Regions from separate parts of the Homo sapiens genome. Here regions 2, 3, 4, 5 and 6 are each linked to region 1. Evidence: chromatin contacts called from ENCODE Hi-C or POLR2A ChIA-PET data. All regions are on one chromosome and are shown on one strand. The core of a region is the stretch at or near the end of the contact, and the rest is flanking DNA. Distances in the headings are between cores, read along the strand shown.

What was found. Hi-C counts contacts between places; a loop is a spot of excess contacts on that map. ChIA-PET counts read pairs that join two places held with the same protein, here RNA polymerase II (POLR2A). Pooled maps may share reads with other maps.
Region 2: a loop to region 1 is called in a map of naive thymus-derived CD4-positive, alpha-beta T cell, with 27 times the contacts of the local background. The contact joins the promoter of C19orf47 here to the promoter of DYRK1B in region 1. A Hi-C loop is called at or near these places in 2 of 168 maps with a recorded cell type or tissue (Panc1 and naive thymus-derived CD4-positive, alpha-beta T cell), 1 of 37 single-sample maps with no recorded cell type and 11 of 50 pooled maps. POLR2A ChIA-PET finds 5 or more read pairs at or near these places in 4 of 52 experiments (A549, MCF 10A, Panc1 and 1 more).
Region 3: a map of endothelial cell of umbilical vein shows a loop between it and region 1 (8-fold over the local background). The contact joins the promoter of SERTAD1 here to the promoter of DYRK1B in region 1. A Hi-C loop is called at or near these places in 2 of 168 maps with a recorded cell type or tissue (CD4-positive, alpha-beta T cell and endothelial cell of umbilical vein) and 9 of 50 pooled maps. POLR2A ChIA-PET finds 5 or more read pairs at or near these places in 3 of 52 experiments (A549, B cell and HEK293).
Region 4: a loop to region 1 is called in a pooled map, with 3 times the contacts of the local background. The contact joins the promoter of LTBP4 here to the promoter of DYRK1B in region 1. A Hi-C loop is called at or near these places in 1 of 168 maps with a recorded cell type or tissue (vagina), 3 of 37 single-sample maps with no recorded cell type and 13 of 50 pooled maps. POLR2A ChIA-PET finds 5 or more read pairs at or near these places in 1 of 52 experiments (OCI-LY7).
Region 5: a map of B cell shows a loop between it and region 1 (14-fold over the local background). The contact joins the promoter of SHKBP1 here to the promoter of DYRK1B in region 1. A Hi-C loop is called at or near these places in 1 of 168 maps with a recorded cell type or tissue (B cell) and 7 of 50 pooled maps. POLR2A ChIA-PET finds 5 or more read pairs at or near these places in 2 of 52 experiments (activated naive CD8-positive, alpha-beta T cell and naive thymus-derived CD4-positive, alpha-beta T cell).
Region 6: a map of ascending aorta shows a loop between it and region 1 (4-fold over the local background). The contact joins the promoter of SPTBN4 here to the promoter of DYRK1B in region 1. A Hi-C loop is called at or near these places in 2 of 168 maps with a recorded cell type or tissue (ascending aorta and gastrocnemius medialis) and 11 of 50 pooled maps.

The regions. Positions count from the first base shown.
Region 1 is chr19:39,832,867-39,835,567 of GRCh38, reverse strand. DYRK1B (dual specificity tyrosine phosphorylation regulated kinase 1B) reads left to right here and starts at 1,406. Exons shown (of 11, transcript NM_004714.3): 1 at 1,406-1,545. It overlaps FBL (fibrillarin), which reads left to right. Exons shown (of 9, transcript NM_001436.4): 8 at 755-900; 9 at 1,006-1,110. The coding sequence ends at 1,030. RefSeq lists silencers at 1,594-1,703, 1,964-2,233.
Region 2 is chr19:40,347,026-40,349,725 of GRCh38, reverse strand. C19orf47 (chromosome 19 open reading frame 47) reads left to right here and starts at 1,329. Exons shown (of 9, transcript NM_001256441.2): 1 at 1,329-1,402. PLD3 (phospholipase D family member 3) reads right to left here and starts at 1,031. Exons shown (of 13, transcript NM_012268.4): 1 at 958-1,031. RefSeq lists an enhancer at 1,085-1,374 and a silencer at 1,365-1,454.
Region 3 is chr19:40,424,485-40,427,245 of GRCh38, reverse strand. It overlaps SERTAD1 (SERTA domain containing 1), which reads left to right and starts at 1,254. Exons shown (of 2, transcript NM_013376.4): 1 at 1,254-1,379. RefSeq lists a silencer at 1,797-1,886 and an enhancer at 1,929-2,731.
Region 4 is chr19:40,599,915-40,602,703 of GRCh38, reverse strand. It overlaps LTBP4 (latent transforming growth factor beta binding protein 4), which reads right to left and starts at 1,335. Exons shown (of 30, transcript NM_001042545.2): 1 at 1,067-1,335. The coding sequence starts at 1,316. RefSeq lists an enhancer at 1-70 and a silencer at 1,252-1,401.
Region 5 is chr19:40,575,429-40,578,128 of GRCh38, reverse strand. It overlaps SHKBP1 (SH3KBP1 binding protein 1), which reads right to left and starts at 1,256. Exons shown (of 18, transcript NM_138392.4): 1 at 1,144-1,256; 2 at 845-898; 3 at 688-733; 4 at 499-572. The coding sequence starts at 1,229. It overlaps SPTBN4 (spectrin beta, non-erythrocytic 4), which reads right to left. Exons shown (of 36, transcript NM_020971.3): 36 at 1,665-2,700. The coding sequence ends at 2,560. RefSeq lists silencers at 1,158-1,227, 1,248-1,427, 1,778-1,867.
Region 6 is chr19:40,465,751-40,468,450 of GRCh38, reverse strand. SPTBN4 (spectrin beta, non-erythrocytic 4) reads right to left here and starts at 1,450. Exons shown (of 36, transcript NM_020971.3): 1 at 1,146-1,450. RefSeq lists a silencer at 2,292-2,491.

The DNA.
Region 1 (2,701 bases), core at 157-2,656:
TGCTATAGACTGGGTAATTTATTTATTTTTATTTTTATTTTTATTTTTTTGAGATGGAGTCTTACTCTGTCACCAGGTTGGAGTGCAGTGGTACGATCTCGGCTCACTGCAACCTCCAGTTCCTGGGTTCAAGCGATTCTCCTGCGTCAGCTTCCCGAGTAGGTGGGACTACAGGTGTGCGCCACCACACCCGACTAATTTTTGTATTTTTAGTAGAGATAGGGTTTCACCGTGTTGGCCAGGATGGTCTCAATCTCCTGATTTCGTGATTGAGCCACCTCGGCCTCCCAAAGTGCTGGGATTACAGGCGTGAGCCACCACGCCCAGCCTTAGACTGGGTAATTTATAATGAATGGAAATTTATTTGGCTCCCAGTTCCAAAGGCTGGAAAGTCCAAGATTGGAGGTCTGAATCTGGCGAGGGCCTTCTTGCTGTCATCCATTGGCAGAAGGGTGAGAGCAAGATAGAAAGGGGGCATAATCATCCTTTTAATCAGCAACCCACTCTTGTGATAATAGCATTACTCTATTCAGGAAGGCAGAGGCCTCATGACCTGAATCATCTCTCGAAGGTCCCACCTCTCAACTCTTGCATTTAAGGGTTACGTTTCCAACACATGAACTTTGGGGGACACACTAGAACCATAGCACTGAGTTTTACTTGAATTAATAATGAAAACATCTGGTTTAAAGAGCACACAAGAGAAAAACAGCCCAAAGCCCTGTTGTAGACATTAGTCCTTTCTCCTCTTTAGGCCAACTGCATTGACTCCACAGCCTCAGCCGAGGCCGTGTTTGCCTCCGAAGTGAAAAAGATGCAACAGGAGAACATGAAGCCGCAGGAGCAGTTGACCCTTGAGCCATATGAAAGAGACCATGCCGTGGTCGTGGGAGTGTACAGGTGAGCAGGGGCCCAGCAATACACCAAGACAGACATCTCTGTCCCTTGCACCCCGAGTGCCATGATCCTGGGGACCCTCCTTCATCACCTATCTTCCTCTCACAGGCCACCCCCCAAGGTGAAGAACTGAAGTTCAGCGCTGTCAGGATTGCGAGAGATGTGTGTTGATACTGTTGCACGTGTGTTTTTCTATTAAAAGACTCATCCGTCTCCCATGTCTGCTGCTCATTCCTCCCCTTGACCTGCTGACACAGGGAGCACGCACCCTTGGTCAATTTTGCGGGGTTGGGTAAATTCTCACTCGGTCACAGAGCGCATGCTCCGTTTCTAGCTGCCTTTGCGCAGCGGCAGCCTGGATTTCGGTTCTTGGGTGGGATTGGTAGCTCGCTGCGCATGCGTGCAGGTAAGCGGCCATCTCGCGCAGGCGGAGTGTCAGTGTGGGTCACGTGAGGGGAGCGGAGAGGGAGGGATGGGGGCGGAGTCCAGGGCGTGGGGGGGCCGGTTTGTTGTGGTCGCCATTTTGCTGGTTGCATTACTGGGTAATCGGGGCCCTGGCTTGCCGCGTCCGCCGGATACCCTCAGCCAGTGGGCAGGTCTGAGCTCGGGCTCCCCGAGCAGTTTGAGTCCCCTTGCCCGCTCCTTCAGGTAACGGCGCGGGGACGGGTGGGGCGGCAAGCGGTCGCAGGGAGGTGGGCAGGACGGGATCCGCCCTGCTCCCGTCGCCGTGAGACTTAGCACGAGGCCAAGGGAGGAGAGGAGGGGGGTGGCAGGCAGGTGCGGGCCCTGCCTGGCTATTCATAGTTGAATTCCTGGAACCGGCCAAGCCCGAGGAAGCAGTTGCAGGAGGGAGGCTGGGAGGGGGTAGCCGGGCCCCACTCCCGCCCTTTGTTTGGGCTCAGCTCCGCGGGCCGCTTCTTCGTCGCCTAGCAACAGCTGCCCTAGGCTGTGATTGGCTGAGCTCTTGGCACCAGCGACCAATGGTACAGTTGTTGCCATGGCAGGTGCCGATTGCCAAGCTCAGTCGGGCCCCGCCTTCCGGTCTCAGCAGGCCCAGGAGGGCCTCCTGGGTGGGGGGCGGGACGCCGGGTCCCTAGGGGCTGGTGGTCACTCAGGGTGGGGCGTGTCGCCCCTCCCCCGTCCACCTGCTCTACTCTTCCCCCGCGTGCCCTGGGCTGACCCTTGTCCCCTCCTCTCCCCGCCCCCGGTGGCAGTGGCGGCTGCTGTTGTCACCCACCGGGCCTCCTGTCCCGCTTGCCCTCCCCGCCGCGGGGCCGGCCGGGCCAGAGACAGGCGGTCGCCTTTTCAGCGCCGCCACCGCCGCCATGCTGGCCGCTCGCCCACCCCACTGGGGGCCCCACCGCGCCCCAGCCCCCCGTGGGCCCCGCGCCAGCCCTGACCCGGGTAGGGGGTGGGGGCTGGGAGAGATGATCCTGGTGTGGGAGGGCCCCGGAGAAGAGGTGGTTTTTTGGGGGAAGCTCCAAGGGTGGAGGAGTCGTGGAGTGGCAAGGCATGGAATAGGAGAAAGGGATTTGACATGGGGGAGAGAGTGGCCCATGGGGAGAAGATTTTTGCTGTAGCTGACAACTCTGGGAGGAGAGAACCCTATGTGATAACTTGGGGATTTGACTTTGAGGCCCTCTAGGAGTGGACACAGTTGTGGAATGACCCTGGTATAAAGAGGGGTGCCTGGAGAAAGGTCTGTGGTAGGAATATTAGGGTGTGTGTGTGTGTGTAGGGGGGCAAGGAAGCAGTGTAGGGGAGAAAAGGATGATCACTCTAAACTGTGGGAAGAGACACCTCC
Region 2 (2,700 bases), core at 80-2,579, 510 kb before region 1:
TGGCCTCCTAAAGTGCTGGGATTACAGGCATGAGCCACCGCACCCGGCCGAGGGTGACATGGTTAATAACAATATTAGCCAAAAACACCATGTCAAGCTGAGCCTACCACAAGAATAAACTCACAGAATCGTCACACTCAGCCCTGATGTGGATGTCCCCGTGTGCATTTTGCAGATGAAGCTGGGATTGGAAAGGTGCCATAAGGCAGTCAAGGTATCCAGAGGTGTAGTGGTGGGGCTGGGATTCTGACACACCCCAGGTAATGGGCTGCAGTACCCCGTATGTTATGTGAGATGTGACACGGGGAAATGACGAAGACACGGAGGGAAGAAAAATAACTGTAAGGCTGGGTGGCTCCTTATGGGGAAAACTGGAAGCATGAGGAGTGGATGGTGACTGGTCAGAGGAACAGTGATGCCAAGGGAGGGACAAAGACACAAGGGGTAATGATGACGTAAGAGTTGCATTAGCGCGATTTAAGAAGAGCGATGGGGACAGTAGCCATGCGAAGGTGACTTGGGGGTATGATGAGGGTTTAAAGAGAAATGAGGATTTTATAAAGGAGAAATGGCAACAAAAGCAGGATGCAGGTAACATATGGCGATGACGAATTTAAAGGGAGCGATTACGACCTATGGTGGCAAAGAGGGCTTACAGGGAACGAAAGCGAGTTAAGGGCGTTGATGACAACAAGAGGAGTTGTGAGGATTTAAAGAGGGTGATGGCGACAGAAGGAGTTGTGAGGATTTAAGTGGGATGAGACAGAAGGAGAGGAATGGTGACATAAAGAGACCGAGGACGACATAAATTATAGCGTGGAAGACAACGCTATAATTATATATATTATATTCCATATATTATATTCCATATAATATATATTATATTCCATGCATTATAGCGTGGAAGACAACACGAGGAGGGTAGCCGAGGCGCCGCGCCCCCAGATCGCACAGTACCTGCACTCCACGTCTCCCACTCCGAGACCCAGCCCCACACGCACCTTCCAGGCTGTATCCCCGCCTGACGGCCCCTCCTAGCCGCGCGCAGGCGCACTACGGCTAGACTGCAGGCCGGCGGGGGCCAGGCATGCGCCTTTCTCATTGGCCGCGCCGCTTGCTAGCTTCGGGCGGAGGGGAGCGCCGGGCCGACGGTGGGCGGTCACGTGACGGTTACGACTGCACTCTCGCTGGTGTCGGTGGGCGGTCACGTGATGGTTATGGCCGCACTCTCGCTGGTGGCGGCCTGTTGGGGTAGAGCGGCCGCGGACGAGTCAGTTCAGCTTCCGGCGGTGAGAGGATGCTTCCGGGGCGGGCAGCCCGGGCCGGGGGAGGAGTGTCTGACAGTTGGCGCCGCCGGGAGGGAGGGCGGGCGGCGCGAGTGGGCGCGGGCCCGGTGGGCCAGGTGAGGCGCGGGCCGGGGGTGGTGGGACTGGGCCGGTTGCGGTAGGGACGGGTGGCGTCCGGGTGTCTGGACTCAGTTCGGGCTCCGTTGTACGGCTTCGGACTTACGATTTGTTTCTTTGAGCCTCAGTTTCCTCCCCTGTGGAATGGGGGTTAGAATCCGACTGTATCACCGGCTTTATAAATGGGAGTGAGAAGTCAGGTCGTGTACGTTGGATGCCTTAGCTCAGCGCCTCCGCATAACGCTCACTTCGTTACTATACTATTATTATTAGTATTGATGTTTGAGCGCTTAGTATGAAAAATTGTTGGGTTTGGAAGCCGTCGAATTTTGGTTCAAGTCCCGCTCCACTGTGCGGCAGTGGGGCCTGTGTCTTCGCTTCCTTGAACCCCGTTTTTTCTCATCTGTACAATGAGAGCAGATAGTCCCAATATCATAGGGTCGTCTTGAGGATTCTGATGAAATCTGTGTGTGTAAAGATTTTAAGCAGAGGGGCTGGCACAGTGAGAGCTCGTGGATTGGGACTATAATGATAATGATTCTGAGAGTCATTGGTGTAGCTGGGAATTCCAGGGAAGCTGGGGGAGAAAGCTCAGAGACAGCAATAGGAAAAACTTAGAATTGGAGCCGGGGAAATCGACATCCTGTCACTTACTATTTGACCAATTTTGCTGAGTCCTGAAGTACTAGTTTTTTTCTTTTTCTTGATAATGACTAGTGCATTTTTTTCCCCAGTAAGTTAATTTGAGAAGGCAAATTTGCATTGCTGTCTTCTTCTTTTTTTTTTCTTTGAGACGGAGTTTCGCTCTTGTTGCCCAGGCTGGAGTGCAATGGTGCAATTTCGTCTCACCGCAACCTCCGCTTCCTGGGTTCAAGGGATTCTCCTGCCTCAACCTTCCGAGTAGCTGGGATTACAGGCATGCGCCACCACGCCCGGCTAATTTTTTTTGTATTTTAGTAGAGACGGGGTTTCTGCATGTTGGTCAGGCTGGTCTCGAACTTCTGACTTCAGGTGATCTGCCCGCCTCTGCCTCCCAAAGTGCTGGGATTACAGGTGTGAGCCACCGTGCCCGGCGCATTGCTGTCTTCAATGGAAAACTAGCATTGCTGGCCATGAGAGGAAGGAAAAGTTCAGGTAAAATACAATGGAAACTGAACAGCCCATTACATTGTACACTGAAATGGAAAGATAATTGAAAAGGAATACTACGTATTCCCTTTGAATAGGGATACTGTTCAGAACCTGTACTGTGTGATTCCCTGTTGTCAGATCCCATGGACCCCCATTAAGTTGTCCT
Region 3 (2,761 bases), core at 5-2,504, 590 kb before region 1:
ATGGTGGTGTGCGCCTGTAGTCCCAGCTGCTTGGGGGTCTGAGGCAGGAGGATGGCTTGAACCTGGGAGGCTGCAGTGAGCCGAGATGGCACCCCTGCACTTCAGCCTGGGTGACAGAGCGAGACCCTGTCTCAAAAGCAAAATAAAATAAAATAAAAAGTAAAGAAAAAAATAATAAGCAGCTGGGCGCGGTAGCTCACGCCTGTAATCCCAACACTCAGGGGCCGAGGAGGGCGGATCACCTGAGGTGAGGAGTTTGAGACCTGCCTGGCTAACATGGTGAAACCCCATCTCTACTAAAAATACAAAAATTAACCGGGCGTGGTGGCGCACGCCTGTAGTCCCAGCTACTCGGGAGGCTGAGGCAGGATAATTGCTTGAACCTGGGAGGCGGAGGTTACAGTGAACCGAGATCGTGCCCCTGCACTCCAGCCTGGGCGACGGAGTGAGAATCTGTCTCAAATAAATAAATAAATAAATAAATAAAATGAAAAAAAAAAAAAAAACACAAAACATGTTGCACCCCACTCTGAAGATTTTTCATGAATTAATTTAATCCTTAAAAACAATCCTGTAAACTAGGCGCTATTTTCTCTCATTTTAAAGGAGAAACAGACCAGAAGGGATTAAAACACTTGCCGCAGGTCACACAGCTGCTTAGGGAATGGAGCCCGGGATGTGATTCCGTTGGTATCGCACTCCCACCTCACTCCCGCCTTTAACCACAATTAAGTCCAACTGTCCAGCATTGCTTGAGTGTGGTATTGTGTTCTTATAGATACGATCCTACTTAAAGTATCCTGTCAAGAGGTAGGCAAGACGATCCCCATTTAACTTTGTGTAGCTTGAAGAGGTTGATCATTTTTCCAAGGTCACGCATCCAGTGAGTGGGGAATCCGGAGTCGGAATTTGAACCCGGGCATTATCTGTAGTGTAGACCCCTGTCGGGGCTGGATGTGTAAGAAGCTTAATTGCCGGGTTTGGCAGGTGCATGGGTAGTTGTGAGGGGCTCGTATTTTGAGAGGCAAAAGCCCCCACTCGCCACCGTTCCCCGGAGTAAAAAGCCACCTCTTTCCACCCCTCACTCGCGCAGCTGCCCGGGCATGCGCCCTGAAGCCCCTCCTTCAGAATCCGCCCCCTACAAGCTCCGCCCATCACCATGCAGGGCCAATCCCTGGGGCGGAGGGCGGGGCAGCCACGAGAGTGGGCGGTCGCTAAGGGTAGTTAGGAGTCTGGAGTCGTGAGCCGGAGTCAGAACTGCGTCTCGCGACCCAGGCGCGGGTTTCCGGAGGACAGCCAACAAGCGATGCTGCCGCCGCCGTTTCCTGATTGGTTGTGGGTGGCTACCTCTTCGTTCTGATTGGCCGCTAGTGAGCAAGGTATGTAAATGAAGGGGCCTGGGAACAGAAGGGCTACCAGCGGCCGGGTCCTTCACAGAGTTCGATCCCTGGGTCCGACAGGTGCCCGCCGGGGCTGCCCGGGATCGAGACGCACGGACCTCTACGTGCTGTCTGCCCCGGCCGGGCCGGGTGAATCACGCCGCAGTCCGAGAAGGGGGCGGAGGCGCCGGCTTCTTGGCTCCGGCTGCGTGACTCACCCGCCCCCGCCGCCGCCGCTTCGGGAGGAGCCGCCTCCACTGCCGGAAGCGAGCGGAGGCCGGGCGCAGAGAACAGCCCGCCAGGGGTCCCGGCTCGCACGGCGCCGGGAGGCCGGCAGGAATCACAGCCGGGAATCGGGGCAGTAGAAGGGGTCCTGGGGTCAGAGGGGCCAGAATCCCCGGGGGAAAGCCGGCCTGGGCACCGCTAGGGGGCGCCGGGACCCGGGGGCGGAGTCGGGGGTGGGGGCGGAATTCCTGCGGTTCCGGACTCCCCGGACTGCGGGGAAGGGGACGAAGACCCTGTTTTGAGTAGTGTGGTGGGCCATTCTTAAAATCTTGCTAGGCAGGGTTCCGAAACTGGACTCTACAGTCTTCCTGGCCCAAAAAAGTAGGTAGCGCCAGGAGTCCAAAACTCCAGCCCTACCCCCGCCACTCCAAGAACAGTGGACCCTCAAACTTATCTCAGTGACTGAACCCGGTGCCGATCACGATTTCCCGACAAGCCCTGTCTATTCTGCCTCCCAAATAAGTCCTGACTCGACCGACTTCCTTCCATGCCACTACCAGCTCCTACTCCAGGCCATCACCATCGTCCGTCCCAAACGAGTACAGCCTACCAGTGGGTCTCAGATCCCCCCTCTTTTTGCCCCCCACAGTCTTCCTCGAAGCAGCCATGGGGGGGATCTTCCGGAAACCTAATCAGCTCACAGCACCATTCCCTCCCTGCTCAAATTCCTTTAATGACTGCCCACCACACTCAGGATAAAATCCAAACTCCCTACTTCTGCATATGTGGCTTTCTGTGACCTGGCTTGTGCCCGTTCCCCTAGCTGCTCCCCAATCTGGTCTCCTACCATGTCACTCTCTGTGTGCCACCCATGCTGGTCTCTTTCCAGTTCAAGCCCATCCAGCCTCTGGGCTTTTCTCTGCCTTTTTTTGTTGTTCCCTCCTCCCGGAATGCTTTTCCCAGGGTCTCCCATGGCTGACTTCTCTGGCCTGAGGGCTCCATTCAAATGTCACCTCCTTACAGGAGCCTTCTCTGATGATCTAAAAGGTCTCTAGGAACTTTTAGTGTCTTCCTGTAATTCTCTGTACATTTCCTGTGTTTCCTTATTTATTTACTGTTTGAAACATAGTCATAGTAGACAATAAATATTAAACTAC
Region 4 (2,789 bases), core at 86-2,585, 770 kb before region 1:
AGGTCAGCCCCCACTTCACATGCCACTCCTTGCACCCCCAAGGGCTTGGCACCCGCCTGGGCATGGCGCCTGGCACAGGCACGTTGGGGCTGGGCCGGGAAAGAGTGAAAGAAAGAGGGAGGAAGGGGAGGAGAGAGGGAGTGGCAGCGGGCGGGGGCTCAGGCGGGAGATGAGCTCACGCCGGCCGGGCTGGGCTGGCTGGGGGCCAGGCTGGGCGAGTTCTCCGCTCCAGGGGCCCCCACTCCCCACTCCATAGGGTCTGCGGGGTAGGGGGCAGGAAGGCCCGATCCCAGAGAGTCTGCCCACTTTTGCATCCTGGAACAACAGGTGGTGCGCCCTCCCCCACCTCACCTGAACCCCCAAGGCTCCCCATCTCTAGGAGTGCCTGGTGCATACACCTCCTGTCCCCTCCGCCCCCAGGGGGCGCCCCTTCCGTAAGCCCTCTTATCTGGATTTCTGTCGCACGTGGGACCCCTGCAACTCAGGTCCTGCGGAGACACCCCCACCCCACCCCCGCCGCCACACACACACACACACACACACACACACACACACACAACCCCCGTCTCTGTCCCCTCTCCCTCTTAGTTCTTCGGATTAACTTTCTTCTCTCTAGTACCCCACCTCACAGGCATTCCCATACAGAACCTTCCCACCCAAACACACAGAAACTGAGACGTCCCCCATGCGGTCCTGAGACTCTTGCTTGGTCCCCGGGGACTCCTTACTCAGCGTCTCAGAATTCGAGCCCCCCTCCCAAAAGTTCTCAGGCCCCTCAATTCTGAGATCCCCATTTTGACGCAAAGCATGAAAGCTGGCGCCAATTCCCTCACGTGGGACATCACAGGCCTCTAAGAACCCTCATTGCTTGCAAAATCGGAACCCTCAGGACCCAACCCCAAAAGCCAGGAATTTGGGGCCCCCTTCCTCAAATAGCCCCTGATATTCCCTTGCACTATTGCATATGGAATCTGGGCTCCCTCTCCCTGGAGGACTGTCTCCTCCATCCCCAGGGATCCTCCTCCCCCCCGGAGCCGCTCTCTCGGGACCACCACCCCGCACTCACAGGCGCGGAAGCCGGGTCCCCCCGGGGCCGCCCCGCCGGGAGCGCCGCTGTCCACGCTGGTGGCGTTGCGGGGCGCGCAGGTCGGGGTACAGCGGGAGCCGGTCGGCCCATGGACGCAGCGCAGGCCGCACACGACCGGGGTGAAGCGCACGCGGAGACGCTCTCCGAGCCGGCCCAGTCCAGGCTGCGGCCCTAGCTGCGCCAGCAGCACCAATAGCGACACCCAGAGCAGCCGCACGCCGCCCGCCATGGCTGCAGCGCCGCGCTCCGCCGCGCCGCCGCCCCAGCCCGCCCGAGGGGCCCGGCCGCACCCGCCCGCCCGCCCGCGGGGGAGGTCGCCCGCGCCCCCGCTCAGGCCCCCCCTCCTCACCACTCCCTCCCCGGCGGCCGCGCGGGGGCGCGTGGGGCTGGGCGCTTAGCCAGAGGCTCGCAGGCTGGGCGCTAGACTCGCAGGGGTGAGCGGGGCGCCCCCTCTGTCCCCATCCGCGCACCAACAAGTGGACCGGGCCTGTAGGGGAGCGGCGGGGAAGGGAACAGGTGGGGGCGGGCGGGTTTCCCCCCAGACAGAGCTGAATCCATAAAGAGGAAATCCATTAAGAGTAGTGGGGGCCACATTTGGGGAGACAGCTAAGAGTTGATCCTCTTCTGCCCGGGGCACAGAGAAAGGGGCTTCATCTTGATAGGGGGCTATCATGGTACATCTGGACAGCCAGGTGGGACATCTGAGGGATGGGAGAAGGGTCGCTACACCTGGGCACATAAAGGAATTGGGCGTCTAGATCCTGGGCAGGAGGCTGGAGGTGGGGGGGATACATGTGAAGATGTAGCCACATCTGGCCAGAACGCCACACCTGGCGGGAGAAGTCACAATGGATAAAGGGAGGCTGTGGGCGGGGGTACTAACATCTGGCCCGAGGCTCACATCTGGAAGACTTTAGGGGGAGGGGTCACATCTGGGCTGAAGGCTACAGCAAGAGGAGGGTTTTGAGGGTGTTTGAGATGAGGGGTGTTCTAGACTAGGGGTCAAGAGCTGGAGCGGGAGGAGGGCAGGGGGAAGATTCGGGAAACAGGAGGAGGCCTTTGGCCCCCAGCCGCCCCACAATCTTGAGCATTTGGTGCCCAGGCAGGCGCCAACCCGCACAATCGCTTTTGTTGTCTGGGCTGGTTCGGCGGAGCTTTCTAACGGGCCAGCGCCCTCCCTCTTCGGCCGCGGGGAGCCCGGACGCCTGGCTTCCCGGCCCCACCCCCGCGGGTCAGTGCCTCTGGCCTGTGTCTGGTCCTGTCCCGGGCTCACCTCGCACGGCCGGACGCTGGGGTCCCTAGAGGGGGCCTCGTCCTGGGGGTGGGTGCTGAGCTACAACGGGGGGCGGGTAGGCGGCGGCTGGACCGTGGGAACCAGACGGCTTTATCTGGCCCGGAACCCCCCTCGCCCCAGGCGGAGGAAAGGCGGATGTGCTTACCCGGGGCCTTGCCAGCGGGGGCACGCTGTGGGGGCCTCCTTCTCAGTAGTCCCCGGCCCCCTGGCCCCCGGGGCCGCCGCCGCTTCAGTAGAGCTCTGGCCTCCTGGAGCCTGGGTGGGAGAGGACGGAAAAGCTGCTGTCACCGGGTTAAACTGACCTCCCCACCAAAGGGCCTCCATGCCAGGAAAATGTCTTTCAGTAGCGGCTCTGCCCAACCCTCCCCCCACAACACCTATTTATGGGGACCAGGCCTCTAGTGGGAG
Region 5 (2,700 bases), core at 7-2,506, 740 kb before region 1:
CAGGGTCTAGGTGTGGGGGTGAACAGAGAATGCTGAGAGGGTAATTTTCAAAACTGCACAGAGAATGTCAAGGGGTAGAAAGTTTTGATGGAATAAAGATGCTAAGGAGTGATGATATGGGTGGAGGAAATGTTGAGTGTGTGTGTGTGTGTGTGTGTGTGTGTGTGTGTGTGTGTGTGTAGGGAGAAATCGAAGGACATAAAATTTTAACATGATCAAGATTCTCATGAAGTTTTGCCTGTTTGCTTTTTTAGAGAAGGGGTCTCGCTATGTTGCCCAGGCTAGTCTCCAAATCCTGGGCTCAAGTGATCCTCCCACCTCGGCCTCCCAAAGTGTTGGGATTACAGGCGTGAGCAATCCCGGCGCGCCCGGCCTGTGATCAAGGTTCTGAATGAGAATTCTAATAGAATGGAGCTCACGTGGACATTCAGAGGAGGTGAAAGAACTCCTCAGGGACTGAAGACAGTGAGGGACTCCCTCCCCTTTTTCCATGCCAACCTGGGATCCAACTCTTTGGTGCGCAGGAAGTTGAGGATGGGGGCGAAGACTGTAGGGTCCCTGTCGATGAAGATCTGCGGGAAAGGGGGGCAGAGGATGGATGGGGTAAAAGGCAGGACTGAGTGGGGTCCTGCCCCTCTTCCTACCAACCCCTCCCCCCCATCCCATTTCAGTTCTTGTCCGACTCACTGCTCCGGTCTCATCTTTCAGCGTCGAGATGCGTCCGCTCAGAAGACTGCAGGGAAGGGACACCGAGCAGGCGTCACGGGCCGGGGGAGTGGATATTAGGTCTCCCACGCCCTCTCCATCCCTCCTACCCTCGCCCCAAACTCGCTCTCCCGATCACCTGGAGAAGAAGGAGTCTGGGATCCAGGTGAGAGTCTGGCGAGAGGTACTGAATCTGGGCGGGGAAGGTAAACGGACGCAAGAGATGAAGAGGAGCGGGTGAGGAATGCGTCCCCCTCCCGCAGGATCCAGGGTTCCCTCCCCTTCCCCCTCCCCCGGCGTTTTTCCAGAATCTCGCGCCTCCAAAGGGGGGGGGGGCGGAGCAACCCTTGATGGACAGGGATTCCCCCAGGAGAGGCGGATACTCCCACCCCGCTTCCCGCCCCCGAGGATGGGACCTCAGGAGTCTCCCACACTCACCTCTTGCCTCCCACATTCAGATGAATGACTTCCCCGGGAGGCCCCCGACTGGGGACCCCCTCGGCTGCAGTAGCCGCTGCTGCCATGGCCCCCGGGCGAGCCGGCTGGCCCGCACCCACTTCCGGGTGTGCACCCGGACCCCGCCTCCATAGGCTGCTCATTGGGCCAGAGACTCCAGGAGTCACTAGCGATTGGACAGAGCGCCTGCCCATCGCGGTTAACTTTTCCGCCTCCTTAAAGGGGTCCGCCTTTCCTGAACTTGACGGGGCGGACCCGGAGTCTCCTTTGGGGAAGTTTATTACGAAGCATAACGAAATATTCTCCATCCCTCTAGGTTCTCGTCAAGGGGCGTGTGTTTAGACCCCGAAATTAAGTCCACATAAAAGGGTACATCTGGATGTTCTCCGCAGCCACGGTACCCCCGTGCCCCTCTCCCCACCCCGCACCCACCCCTACAGCCACCACAGCCCTCCTTTCAATCCTCCCGGGCGCAGCCCAGAAAACCCAAACAAAGGACCATAGACCGTCAAAGCCAAAGGGTTTATTATAGGTACATACAGTGTGCGCCCGCCACACCGCCCCACACCCCCGGGCCCCAGCGGCTTCTCCAGGCGGCCATGGGGACTGCCCACAACCCAATCCCCCGACTCCCCAGGGAGGTGCTCCAGCCAGAAGCATGCAGGGGTGGGCTTCCCCTCGCCCCTCCCCTCATGAAGTGGCATTTACAACTGGAGGGGGGAGGAGAGAGGAAAACAGTTTTGAGCTTTGACGCCCCTCCCATTAAAAGCCTTCGCGGATGCGGGGCGGGGGAGGAGGAGATCGACGTTTTGCAAAAATAAACTAAGTCAGGAATTAACCGCATGGCTCTGAGGCGGCGGAGTGCAGGGGGCTAGGGCCCCTTCACTCCCCCCTCCCAGACAGAGATCAAGGCAGCATTGGAAGTGAGGTAAAGGCGGGGAGGGGGTGTCCCCTCCCTGCCCCCTAGCACCCTGGATGGTCCAGGGGACCTCACCAGCGCCCCCGTGCCCATCCCTAGGGCAGAGAGGGGGGCAGGAATTACTGCCCCCACCACCCCAGCTTCTTGGGGCAGGATCTGCAGATCGGGGCTGGGGGCTTGGCTCAACTGGCCCCCTGCCCACCCCCATCAAGCTCAGTTATTGCATAAAAATAAGGGACCCCCAGCACCTGGGGTGGGGGTGGTGAGTGGGAAGGGGCCGAGATATGGCTATAGGGGCAGCAATCTCCCCACCACTTCTTGGGGTGCAGGAGAAGTCCCCTCCTTTCCGGTGCCCACCATGTCACGCGTCCTCAGTGTTGGAACTAGGGGCTCCCGCCCCTGCGGAAGAAAAAGTGTCTTTGTGCCCACAGTGCGGAAAAGAGGGGAGACGAGATGTGTCAGGTCCTGGGGGTGGGAAGTCACTTCCTGCGCCCGCTGGCCCTGCGATCTCCGCCTTCCCTCTTAGGGTTGCCCTCATCTGTGGATGAAGTAGTGGGTAGTGTCTGGCCCCAGCGGGCGATCTCTGCGTGTTCCGCCACCGAGGAAGCTACAGCCTCCAG
Region 6 (2,700 bases), core at 201-2,700, 630 kb before region 1:
GAGCTGAGATTGACTCACTGCACTCCAGCCTGAATGACAGAATGAAACTCTGTCACACACACACAAAAGGGTAGGCCAGGCGGTGGCTCACGCCTATAATCCCAGCACTTTGAGAGGCCAAGGAGGTGGGTGGGTCACCTGAGGTCAAGAGTTGGAGACCAGCCTTACCAACATAGTGAAACCCCATGTCTACTAAAAATTCAAAATTAGCCAGGCATGGTAGCTCATGCCCGTAATCCCAGCTACTTGGGAGGCTGAGGCAGGAGAACTGCTTGAAGTCGGGAGGCAGAGGTTGCAGTGAGCCAAGATCGCGCCATTACACTCCAACTTGGGTGACAAGAGTGAAACTCCGTCTCAAAAAAAAAAAAAAGTAATGATAATCGTACCCGTTTCTTAGCGGTGTTTGAAGAGGTAAGTTATTAATGCAGGGATCATGGTATCTGGTACACTGCAAGCCCTTGATACATGTTCCTTGCTATTATTCTTCATCTTTTCCTCACACATCTCAGCAAATCGATTTGCCTCTTCTGGAGTCAGACAGAAATGAGTTCAAGTTCCGCTTTATTCTTGCTGTATCTTTAACCGAGTATCTTTAACTTGGCCTTTCTGTGCCTCAGTTTCCCTCCCTGTTAAACGGTGGTTACAGCTGTTTTCTTCAGTGGAAGACACTTAGAGATGGGGAGGCCCTTAGCACTCCTGTTAGCCCTCTGGCCAGGCCGAGGATCAGCTCTGGCCATAACGCGATTGAATGGGAAGGAAGGGAGCAGGTAATAGGGAAGCCGGGAAGGGGTGTCCTGCGAGCCTCCCCCCAACACCCCCCCCCCCCCGCAAAGGCTGGTGGGGCGCTGGGCTGCGGTGGCATCAGAGGCTTTAACCCTTCCCAGGCCGCGCCTCTCTCCCTGCGGTCCAGACACTGCGCCCAAGGAGGGGGCCTGGGAAGGACAAGGCCTGGGGGTAAGACCCACGCGTGGCGCGGAAGCTAGACCGGGTGGGGGGGTTGTGGGCTCGTCCTGCCCTCGACCCTTTGCCTCCCTCCAGCCGGGGAGACCCGGGGCTCCAGCCATGCCCCGTGCGCGCGGAGGAGGGATGCTCGCCAGGTGGGGACATACTTGGGGGAGGGGCTGTCGGCCCCCCTAGCAGCTCACCTGGGCCCGCGGCCGCCAGCGTCGCTGTCTCCGCTGCTCGCCGCGACCGACCGCCCTCCCTGTCGGCGTCCGCTGCCCGGCCCGGCCCGGCCCGGCCCAGCCCGGCTCAGCTCGGCCCCGCCGGCCCGCGGCTCAGCCAGATCCGCATGCGCCGCCGCGCCTCCCTCTCTCGCGCCGCCGCCGCGCTCAGCGCGCCCCCGGGACCCCCTCCCGCCCGCGGTCCCCGCGCCCCGCCGCCCGAGGCCCACGCGCAGTCACACCCGGCCGCGGCGTGGGGTGCACGGCTGCACTCGCGAGGGCACGGCGGCGTCACGCGCTGCACACTCCCACGGGGTCACGCTCGCCACGCTGCCATACTCGCGGGGGCCTCGGCGCACAAACTCACCCCCGCATCCACGCGCTTGCGCGCCGTCACTCCCTCCTGTGGGGTCTCACGGGGTCACACCCTCACGCCGTCACACGCGGCGTCCACACTGGAACGGTGTCACCCACCACCACACAAATCCAATAGGGTAACCACCGCCCACGCGGCGTCACACACAAATGCACCTGTCACACACAGCCGCACACTCCCCGGCAGTCACAAACAGTGTCATAGGCCCACACATCACGCACAGCTTCACAGCCACAGTGTCACACACTCTACACACTCGAACCTTCATAGCAGTCGCCCCGCACATGCTGCACCGCCGCACCTCACACATCATAGTCACAGGGGGTCACAATGAGCAGCTCAACACAGACACCCACAGCCACACACTCGAATGGGGTCCCGGTGTCACACATCCTTACACGAGACATGTGGTGTCACACACTGTCACAGTCTAATTAGTCTCACGCTTCCATGTAGCACACCTCACACGTCCCACACCCTATCGTACAGGCTGACGCAGTGTCACCCACGGTGTCACCACAAGGTCACAAAAGAACAGAATCAATGCCTGCCACACGTGGTGTCACGCACGTGTAGTCACACTGTAACACGGGATCACACTCAGAGGATGACACAAGGTGTCACCCACAGTCCTGCTTGCCCTCCGGGTCACTGAGTCACACAGGGTCATATAAGTGCATAGGTACGCCGTGACACAGTGTCTTACATCCAAGTGCACACACACACTCTGTCCTCCTAACTTTCTCCCCTTGCTGGTTCTGGGAGGCCCTGGGGCTTAGAGTGCGCCCCAGATCCGCTCCAGGCTCCGGGAGAGGGGGCGTGAGCTACGAGAGGCCGTGGGTGAGGCTCGCCTGGCCCCGCCCCTCTCCGGGAGGTGGAGCGCGGAGGCAGGGCGCTGAGTGACAAGTTATCTCGGCTCCGTCCACTCTATTTGTTGCTATGTGGAGGCGTGGCCTTCTGTGGCCCCGCCTTCCAGTCTAAGTGGCGCGCAGAGAGGGCGGTGCTGGACGGTGAGCGAATGCAAGCTGACGCCTGCCCCGCCCATCCGCGTTAGGCCCCGCCCCTTGACCTGAGCCGCGGGCGGAGAGTCTGAGGCGTGGCCCTTCGAGCCAGCTCCGCCCCGTTGTTCCTGGCTTGAGTAGGGCAGAGAGCACCGCCCAG